2 separate regions of the Homo sapiens genome follow, and region 1 is linked to region 2. Evidence: chromatin loops called from intact Hi-C (ENCODE). Cell type or tissue: psoas muscle. All regions are shown on one strand. Links, peaks and the distances in the headings refer to the core of each region. The heading gives the core; the rest is flanking DNA.

The links. Peaks named below come from ENCODE experiments on the same cell type or tissue, not always from the same donor. Only the 100,000 strongest peaks of a DNase experiment are listed, where the experiment ranks them.
Region 1: it touches region 2 in a loop (2.4-fold over the local background); 25 of 110 quality-filtered maps call a loop at or near these places.

Annotation. Positions count from the first base shown.
Region 1 is chr9:71,964,968-71,970,349 of GRCh38, reverse strand. The region is part of intron 2 of C9orf85 (chromosome 9 open reading frame 85); the gene reads right to left. Among named protein-coding and RNA genes, the nearest start is that of C9orf85, 56 kb to the right of the region's middle. RefSeq lists an enhancer at 5,095-5,382. In psoas muscle, for the core only: no CTCF peak of the experiment used is centred there; no DNase peak of the experiment used is centred there.
Region 2 is chr9:71,810,342-71,815,723 of GRCh38, reverse strand. No RefSeq gene overlaps it. Among named protein-coding and RNA genes, the nearest start is that of CEMIP2, 45 kb to the right of the region's middle. In psoas muscle, for the core only: no CTCF peak of the experiment used is centred there; a DNase peak (open chromatin) is centred at 3,073.

The DNA.
Region 1 (5,382 bases), core at 252-5,251, 150 kb before region 2:
AGAGCAATACATTGTCTTCAAGTATACATGGAACATTCTCTAAGACAGACCATATTCTGGGCCATGAAACCAACCTCAACATATTTTAAAAAAGAAAAAACTGGCCGGGTGCCGTGGCTCACGCCTATAATCCCAGCACTTTGGGAGGGCGAGGTGGGTGGATCACCTGAGGTCAGGAGTTTGAGACTAGCCTGGCCAACATGGTGAAACCCCGTCCCTACTAATAATACAAAAAAAATTAGCTGGGCATGGGGGAGCACATCTGCAATCTCAGCTACTTGAGAGGCTGAGGCAGGAGAATTGCTTGAACCCAAGAGGCGGAGGTTGCAGTGAGCTGAGATTGTGCCATTGCACTCCAGCCTGGGCGACAAGAGTGAAACTTTGTATGAAAAAAAAAAGAAAAAACCCTGAAATTTATATAAAGTATATATCATCTTGCCACAGTGAAATTAACAAAAAATCAATAACAGAAAATATCTAGAAAATGCTCAAATATTTAGAAAATAAAACACTTCTAAATAACCCACAGATCAAAGAGGAATTCACACACACAAAAAGAAAATATTTTGATTGAATGACAATGAAAATGCATCAAAATTTACAAAACGGAGCTAAAGAAGTCCTTGAGAAATTTATTTTAATACATGATTACAAATTATATTAAACAAAAAAGTTATCTAAACTTTTACCTTTAGAAAATAGAACAGTAAATTAAACTCAAAGCAAACAAAGGGGTGCTGTAATAAGAACAGAATCAATGATACTGAAAACAGAAAAATAAAATCAATGCAGCCAAACGCAGGCTCTTTGAAAAGATCAATATAATTCATAAATACATACACTGAAACATCAGGAATAAAAGATGGTACAGCACTATAGATCTAACAGACATTGAAAGAATAATAAGAGGCTGGGTGCAGTGGCTCATGCTGGTACTCCCAGCACTTTGGGAGGCTGAGGCAGGTGGATCACTTGAGGCCAGGAGATTGAGACCAGCCCAGCCAACATAGTGAAACCACATCTCTACTAAAAATACAAAAAATTAGCTGGGCATGGTGGTGTAATCCCAGCTACTTGGGAGGCTGAGACAGGAGAATCACTTGAACCTGGGAGACAGAGGTTGCAGTGAGCCAAGATTGCGCCACTGCACTCCAGCCTGGGTGTTAAACACAGCGAGTTCTAAGTTTCTCTTCAAAGAATCAGTATGTCAGTATGTTCAGTTCTTTGTTCTCCATTTTCAAGTTTAACTTCCTTGTTCTCTTCATCTCTTTGCCCCTAGTTTCAGTAAACAACCTTCCCGCCAGTTCTAATCAGTAGTTCACATCTGTTCCCCTGGTCACCTGCTCCGTCCTGAGTCACCCCTGGTCACCTACTCTGACCTGAGTCACCTTTAGTCACCTATTCCATAACCGTCTTTCCTGCCGAAACTGCTCACCCCGCCACTCTGGCTCATATCCCTGCTCTGTTTAAAATAGCCAGTTGGAATTAGCTTAGATTGTGTGGTCCAACCCTAGCCAATAGGGGAACGACACAGCAGTAGAGGCTACCTGCGTCAGGGATAAGAACCCCTTCCCCTCCTTTGTTCAGGTGTACTCTTGCCATTGCTCCATCCGCGAGACACACCCTTCTATAGAAGTAAAATTGCCTTGCTGAGAAAATTTATGTTTGAGTGCTATTTCTTTGGTGGCACCGAAAATTTATTTCTAACAAATGACAAAGCAAGACTCTGTCTCAAAAAACAAAGAATAATGGGAAAATTTTAGATTTAACTCTATGCATATAAGCCCAACAACTCTGTAGAAATAGCCAAAGTTTTGCAAAGAAAGAATATCAAAACTCACTGAAGAAGAAATAAATATACTCCTCTATCCATTAAAGAAAAATTTAATCATAACTCTAAAAAAACTCTCCTAATTTTTTTTTTTTTTTAAGGAAAACTCCAGGCCCAAATGGCTTTACTGGTAAATTCTATCAAATATTTAAGAAATAATACTGATCATATACAAATCCTTCCAGAAAAACAAATAGGAAGAAATATTTTTCAACTCATTTGATAAGGCTCTAATATCAAGACAAAAAAAAAGCAAACAAGAAAATGACAGATGAGTATTTCTAATGAACAAAGATGTAAAAATCCATGACAAAATGTTAGCAAATCAAATCCAGCAATATATAAACATCTTGCACACACGCTTGCTCACTCTCTCGCATGCTCATTCTCTTGCATGCACTCTCTCTCTCTCTCTCTATATATATATATATGCAGCAATGGATTTATCCTGGGAATACAAGGCTAATTCAGTATATTCAAAGCCAATAAAAAAAATTCACTAAAGCAATGTTCTAAGAAAAACCATATGATGATGTTATTAGATGTGAAAAAAGCTTTACAAAAATATAACATCCGTTTATAACAACTCTCAGTAAACTATGAACTGAAGGAAACACTCTCAACCTAAAAACAGATAACTACAAAGAAACTACAGCTAATTTCCTACTTAATGATGAAAGACTGAATACCTTCCCTGTAAGATCAGAAACAGGGCAAGAATATCTGCTCTCAACACTCCTTTTCAGCATGATATTGGAGGTCCTAGGCAGTGCAATGGCAGCCAAAAAAAAAAAAAAAAAAAAAAGAAAGGTCATAGAGATTGAAAAGAAGAAATAAGTGTCTTTATTTAGAAGAAAAAATCACTGTCTATATAGAAAACACCAATGAATCTATTTTTTAAAATGAACTGGACATAAACAGTGAGTTTAATAAAATCACAATATATGGGGTCAGTAAACAAACATAAACTGTATTTTTATGTTTCTAGCAATGATTAATTACTTTGTATAAGAAAAAGCAAAGAAATTACAACAGCCAAAAGAGTTATGAAAATGAAAAATGAGGTTGGAGAATTCTCACTATGTGATTTCAAGACTTATCACAAGGTAGTGATCAAGGTAGTGTAGTACTGGTGAAAGGACACACAGATCAATGGAATAAAGACCAGAAACAGACCCACGTACATATATGACCAACTGATTTTCAAGATAGTAGAAAGGAAACTGAATAGAGAAAAGACAGTCTTTTCAACAAACAATGTTGGAAAAACTGACTATCCCTAAAATTAACAAGAAATAGAACATAAATTCAAATATAAAATCAAGAATTATACAACTTCTAGAAGAAGAACCCTCAGCTAGGCAAAGACATCTTATCTACAACAACAAAACCATGATCTAGAAAGAATAATTTGTTAAATGGGCCCTCTCCAGAATAAAAAATGTCTCCTCTTCAAAACACACTCTTAAAAGAATGAAAAAACAAGCCAGAGGGTGGCACAAAACTTATTAAGTATTTTGAACATCTTACAAACGGCCAGCAAAGCTGTCTTTTGTGAGGATGATTTGCATCTGCAGAGGAAATAAAGTGAAGTAAACAACAGATATAAACAGGCTTTCTCTGAATCCCGCCCTTGTCTGGATCTAGGAAAGATCAACTCAGCTCTAAAACTTTAAAGGTCTGACAGAAACATTTACCAGAGGCCCTGTGGGGCTACCACCTGTGAGGTTTCATCTGCATAACAAGACTGCCTTTGCCCAGGTTTCTCCTCTTCTCCCCCACTCATAACTGTCTTTCCACAATATCCTGCTTTGCCACAATCTGAGCCCCCCATTCTCTCTGTAACATCAAGATGATACAAAAGCGTTAACCATCTTGCCTTTGCGTTTTTTTTATAGTCATGACTCCTGTGCACACGTATGCACACAATAAAATTTGTACATCCTTTTCCCTTGTTAATCTATGTATTATGTTTGTTTTATAGATTCAGATTACCAAAACTTCAGGGGAAAAATTCAAACCTCCCTAAAATGGTAAGGAAAAATTTTAAATTCTCCTAAATATAAATTTTTCCAAATTTCCCTTAAAAATGGCTATATTGTATTTTATGAGTCCATTGCTAAGAAAACTTCAGAAATGTCAAAATGATGATAGTTTTGCCTTCTTTTCATTTCTTTATGGAATACACATGTTAAAAGAAAAAATTCAGCTGAATTACATTTAAAGGAGTTTAATTGAGCAATGAATGATTCACGAATCAGGCAGCCCCCAGAATCACAGCAGATTCAGAGAGACTCCAGGCATGCCTCATGGTCAGAACAAATTTATAGACAAAAAAAGTAAAGTGCAGTACAGAAATAGGAAGGGAGGTATAGAAACAGCTGGATTGGTTACAGGTTAGCATTTGCCTTATTTGAACAGTTTGAACACTCAGCAGTGTATGAATGGTTGAAGTATGGCTGCTGGGATTGGCCAAGACTCAGCTATTGTTACAGGCGCATACTCCTGTTAGTTAAACTTAGGTTTTCAATCTTGTCTACCTATTAAATTAGGTTGCAGTTCATCCACAAGGACTCAAATATAGAAATAGGGAGTCATTATCAAGCTATCTTTAGTTCACTTTAACACACACAATTCCCAGAAACAATCACTCAAACAATTCTGACCATACATATACCACAACTAATCATTTTAGTGGAAACTATGGTCAAATAAAAACACAGGTCACCACTGTTTACATGTTTCTTGATAAAGGAAACAATATACTTCTTAAAAATACTACTATTGGGTGGGCACAGTGGCTCATGCCTGTAAACCCAGCACCTTGGGAGGCCCAGGCAGGAGAATTGCCTGAGCCCAGGAGTTAGAGAACAGCCTGGGCAACATAGAGAGACCCCATCTATACAAAAAACAAAAATTAGCCAGGTGTAGGGGTGCACACCACCTACCAGAGTGTAGTAGTCCCAGCTACTCAGAGGCTGAGGTGGGATGATCACTTGAGCACTGGCAATAAAATAGTAGGAAAAGAACACTAGTTTGGGAAACTGGAGACCTTGATTCTAGCCCGCCCTTGACATGTCCTTGTCATACTGACAGGACTAGCTGAATTTCCTAGGCTGACTAAGAATCCCTAAGCCTAGCTGGGAAGGTGACCGCATCCACCTTTAAACATCAGGCTTGCAACTAAACTCACACCCGACGAATCAGGTAGTAAAGAGAGCTCACTAAAATGCTAATTAGGCAAAAACAGGAGGTAAAGAAATAGCCAATCATCTATTGCCTGAGAGCGCAGTGGGAGGGACAATAATTGGGATATAAACCCAGGCATTCAAGCCGGCAATGGCTACCCTCTTTGGGTCCCCTACCTTTGTATGGGAGCTCTGTTTCTACTCTATTAAATCTTACAACTGCACTCTCTTCTGGTCTGTTTGTTACTGCTCGAGCTGAGCTTTCACTCATTGTCCACCACTGCTGTTTGCTGCCGTCGCAGACCCACCACTGACTTCCATCCCTCTGGATCCGGTAGGGTGTCCGCTGTGCTCCTGATCTTA
Region 2 (5,382 bases), core at 255-5,254:
CAAACTCCTGGCCTCAAGTGATCTGCACACCTTGGCCTCCCAAAGTGCTGGGATTACAGGCATGAGCCACTGTGCCTGGATATATATATATATATATATATATATATATATATATATATTTTTTTTTTTTTTTGAGATGGAGTCTTGCTGTGTCTCCCAGGCTAGAGTGCAGTGTCACGATCTGCAACCTCTACCTCCCAGGTTCAAGCAATTCTCTGCCTCAGCCTCCTGAGTAGCTGGGATTACAGGCACCCGCCACCACACCCAGCAAATTTTTGTATTTTTACTAGAGACGGGGTTTCACCATGTTGGCCAGGCTGCTCTTGAATTCCTGACCTCATGATCCACCCACCTTGGCCTCCCAAAGTGCTGAGATTTCAGGCGTGAGCCACCATGCCTGGCTGATATTCTTGATCTATTGTTTTCTTCAGATTTTCTGAAAACTTTACTCCTTTGCTGCACTTCAAGTCTGCAAAATTGACAAATGAAAGTGTCGGGGCAGTTGGGGAGAAAGAGGCCTTCAGATATACTCTATAAATCATCAAAATATGATGTGCTATATATTCTCGGCATAAACTGGAAATGAAAAAAACTTGCTACAAATAGGAGTGACTCCTTTGGGCTTAAATTGGATTGGCAGCAACACAGATTCTGCTGTGGATTGAAGTCATTTTCTACCTCGGCACTACTCAGTCCATGGGGAATGGTGAAGTTATGATTTTGCAGCAAGATTCTGGGAGCAGGCCAGCATCTACATCTGTTCTAAACTGTAAGTGGGGCTGGAAAAATGCTTTGAAAAAAAGCCAGGGTAGGGAGGTGAAAGAGAACACAAAACCTTTACTCTCAAAAAGGCCATGGACAGTGAATCGATCAATTACAAAGACATTAGATTTAGAGAAAAGTTCTTACAGAAACAACATGTATATAATAATCCTGTCTCCATCTTCATCTGTTAAGTTTACTCTCATTTCTGACCATTCAAGAGTCATAATACATAATACAAGAAAACCGTATTAGGGAGGACTGAAACGTGACTTACGATACTTGGGATGAGTCTTTAATGAGTGAAATTCAGTGCTTTGGTAACACTTAGTAGACATTCAACACATTTTAGTGAATTGCATAATGGATCTCTCTTCTCCAAATATGTGACTACACCATCTTATAGGAACCATTTGTTTTCATTTTTACATTTTTTCCACCAAGCCGTTCTGTCAATTGAATCACATTAAGACCATGGGAGGAGTGTGGCCCACTTACCGGAAAGAGTTTGGAAATAGGCTGGCCTGGGTTCAAGTTCCCACTCCATTTCCTGGCTATGCTGCATCATGCAAGTTGCTCTCTGACTCTCAGCTTTTTCACCTGAAGCGGGGAGAGTCATGACTAATTCACTGGGTTGTTGTGAGGACCAAGTGAATCCTTGGGAACACAGAAAGCACAGGATAAGTGTCAGTTCCCTTTCTCTCTAATCCCTGTGAGTTCCATTTTCTTCTATCTTCTTCTTGTCCTCCAGACACGGGTGTATATCCACAGTCTTGATTTCTGGAAAGGTATCTTTGTCTGATTGGAGGCAGTGAAACAAACTTGGCTTGTACAAACTTTAAATTATTTTTTTCTGATAGCCAAAAGTAGCTAGAAAAAAAAACCAAGATGGAAAAACAGATAAGTGGCATCTATGCACAAGGAGGGAAATTCTGAGCCCATTTGGATCAATCACAATGGATTTTGGGAAGCTGGGGCAAGGGTCAACTGGGCTATTTAGCCAAAATGCCAGATTCTTGGAAAAACTTTGAAATGGCGGTTAAATCTCAGTAAGCAGCAGATAGAAAATTCAAAATAATAGTAATGATTGAAATAATTTCTATATGACTTGCAAGTATGTACAAGCATGTATACTTTCAGTTTCTCAGAAAAGCACAATATATTTCCTAATTAACAGAATATACCAAAAAAAAAAAAAAGCTCGAAAGGGTCCCTGGGGCCTTACTCAGCCTCTTTCAGTCCATGGCTTCCCTATGTAAAATGGGAGGATCAAAGGATTGAAATGGAACTGATTATTTCTAAGGTCCCTTGTTTAATCTAACATTCCAAGATTTTGTGCTTTTTAAAAACTGATATTAAAATTATTTTAAACTTCCTATATTAACAACAGATAATAGGGATTTACTGAGACTTCATTTAATGTAAATGACTCAGGTCATTCATTTCCTACAATAGTCCCAAGAAGTAAGTACCATTATTATTCCCATTTTACAGATGAGGAAACTGAAGCTGAGAGAATTTAAGTAATTTTTTGAAGATCACTCAGTTAAGAAATGGTGGAGCTCAGATTTAACTGGGACTTTCTGAGTCTATAATTCATGCTTTTAACCTAAACCTATACTGTCTCCCAGTATACAGCACACACATTGTTCATCGAAAATGGAATTAACTTTATTGGCAACAGAGAAAATTCAATCTTGAGGAAAACATTATCTTAAATAAATAGTATAGTGGATAATTATACATATTGAAACCAAGAAATTTTCCAATGCTTTGGACAGTGAGTCCTGTGGGTGGCCACAGTGTTTTATTTATCTGGCTCCTTCTTGCCAGACATACTAGGTATTGAGTAAATTTTTATTGACTGAAATCTATATTGCATGACTTCATTATTAATCAGTATAAGGTCTTGAAGGCTGGAAGCAACTTTTATAGCTCATTTCATCTATTGACTCCCTAGCCCACCCCCAATATTTTATAGAAGAAGGAACTGAAAAGAGGGGAGACTGTGAGATGTAACAAGCACCCAGGGCTCCTAATTCACAGTCCAGGCCTCTTTCTACTTTGCTGTCATATGGAATTCTTTGCTTCCTGAAAGACTGTTACTTCCTGACAGTGTATTCACGGTGTTCAAAGCCCAGCTCTGCACTGGTTGAGATACTCAGTCCTTCAGTTTAAGCCCTCTCCATTTTTGTCCATTATCCACCCTCAAAACAGGCTGGGAGCATGGCAGGAAATGCCAGCTGGCATAGCAGAGCACTCCCTTGAGAAAGGACTAATTTTGCCTGGCCTTGGAGAACTTGCTTGCCTTTTTGCAGCTGTGTCTGCACCAATATGTCTGGATGTACAAGAGCCAAGGGGATGTTTCACCATCTGCCGGTTCAGTGGGGAATTGGCCTTTCTGCTATGCTCACAGGGTGTTGGAAGGTTTAGTGGCTCAGGAACAGCCTGCTGAGGCGCTCCTTTTTGGATAGAATGTTACTCACAGAAAGGAAACTGTGCTGAGCTCCAGAGCCAAGGGTGTGCTTGAGGCTTGACAAATGGTTTGCGCACAACTGCAATAGTAAGCGTGCTCTGAACACATTGCAGCACTGATGCGTATTTTCTCTTAAATATACGCCCTTATCCCATTTGGACAATCAACTGAGAAGAGTCTGGCTTAAAAAAAAAAGAAATAACTTTTTCTTAATTACAAAAATAGTACATATTTATTGTAGAATATTTAGAAAGTACAGAAAAATACAGAGAAGGAAATAAATACTCTTCATCATATTACCATTCAGGGAGAATCGTTGTGGCATTTTTGTTATATACTCTTTACAGCTTTAAAAATGATATTTGTGGCTGGGCACAGTGGCTCATGCCTGTAATCCCAGCAATTTGGGAGGCTGAGGCGGGTGGATCACCTGAGGTCAGGAGTTTGAGACCAGCCTGGCCGACATGGTGAAACCTTGTCTCTACTAAAAATAAAAAAAATTGGCCAGGTGTGGTGGCTCACGCCTGTAATCCCAGCACTTTGGCAGGCCAAGACGGGTGGATCACGAGGTCAGGAGATTGAGATTACCCTGGCTAACACAGTGAAACCCCGTCTCTACTAAAAATACAAAAAATTAGCCGGGCGTGTTGGCGGGCGCCTGTAGTCCCAACTAATCGGGAGGCTGAGGCAGGAGAATTGTGTGAACCCGGGAGGCAGAGGCTGGAGTGAGCCAAGATCATGCCATTGCACTCCAGCCTGGGCAAGAGAGAAACTACGTCTCAAAAAAAAAAAAAAAAAAAAAAAAAGATATTTGTATGGATCCTATGTGTTTTTTTGTGTGTGTATGTGTAGATATTCTTTTTTCTTAAAATACATAATAAACATCTTCTCATACCATTAAATCTTATTTTACAATATTTTCAGCAGCCTATACTATTCCATCCTATGCTTTTACCATAATGTAGTTAACCAGTTCCCTCTTGTTGGGTACTTAAATGTTCTTCAGGTTTTTTTGTAATTATAAATAATGCCGTGATCAAAATTCTTTTCCCTAACTCTGATTGTTTTCATAAGCAAATCCTTTTTTTTTCCCAAAGAGGGTCTTGCTATATTGCCCAGGCTGGAGTGCAGTGGCATGATCATAGCTCACTGCATCCTCGACTTCGTGGACTCAAGCAATCCTCTGCCTCAGCCTCTCAAGTAGCTGAGACTACAGGCATAAGCCACTATGCCCAGATACTTTTTTCAGTTTTTATTTTTGTAGAGACAGGATTTCAACATGTTGCTCCAGCTGGTGTCGAACTCCTGGCCCCAAGCAGTCTTCCCACCTCAGCCTCCCAAAGTACTGGGATTATGAGAATGAGCCACCGTTCCCAGCTGTATGCAAGTTCTTAAAAGCAAAATTGTTGAGTCAAAGGTCATGACTATTTTCTACTTGGTATTCACTGCCAAATTGCTTACCAGCGTTATGCCAACTTACATTCCTACCAATGGCATATTAGAGGGCAAATTTCCTAGTGTCCTCACTAATGTGGGGAGTTAGCTTTTAAAATCATTGCCAAGGAGAGAAGTGAAAAATATTAGCATTCAACCTCTACACTTAAATGTAGGTGATTTACCACAAATGTTCTTAATTTATTTTATTTTATTTTGTTTTATTTTATTTTGAGACGGAGTCTCATTCTGTTGCCCTGGCTGGAGTGCAGTGCTATGATCTTGGCTCACTGCAACCTCCGCCTCCTGGGTTCAAGCAATTCTCCTGCATCGGCCCCTGCTAGTAGCTGGGATTACAGGCACCTGCCACCATACCCAGGTAATTTTTGTATTTTTAGTAGAGATGGGGTTTCACCATGTTGGCCAGGCTGGTCTCGAACTCCTGATCTCAGGTGATCTACCAGCCTTGGCCTCCCAAAGTGCTGGGATTACAGGTGTGAGCCACTGCGCCTGGCCAAATGTTCTTAATTTAAACCAAAGTAGGTTGCAAAGAATCACAGACAGTCTCTTTTGTTCCCAGATAAAGACAATCACACTTGAGCTAGTTTTGCACATTTTATTTTTTTTTCCTGTTAATTATACCAAAAACCATGACACCATCCTGCACTCAGTTTGCAGATGAAAATATTGTAGAGCAGATAACCATATAT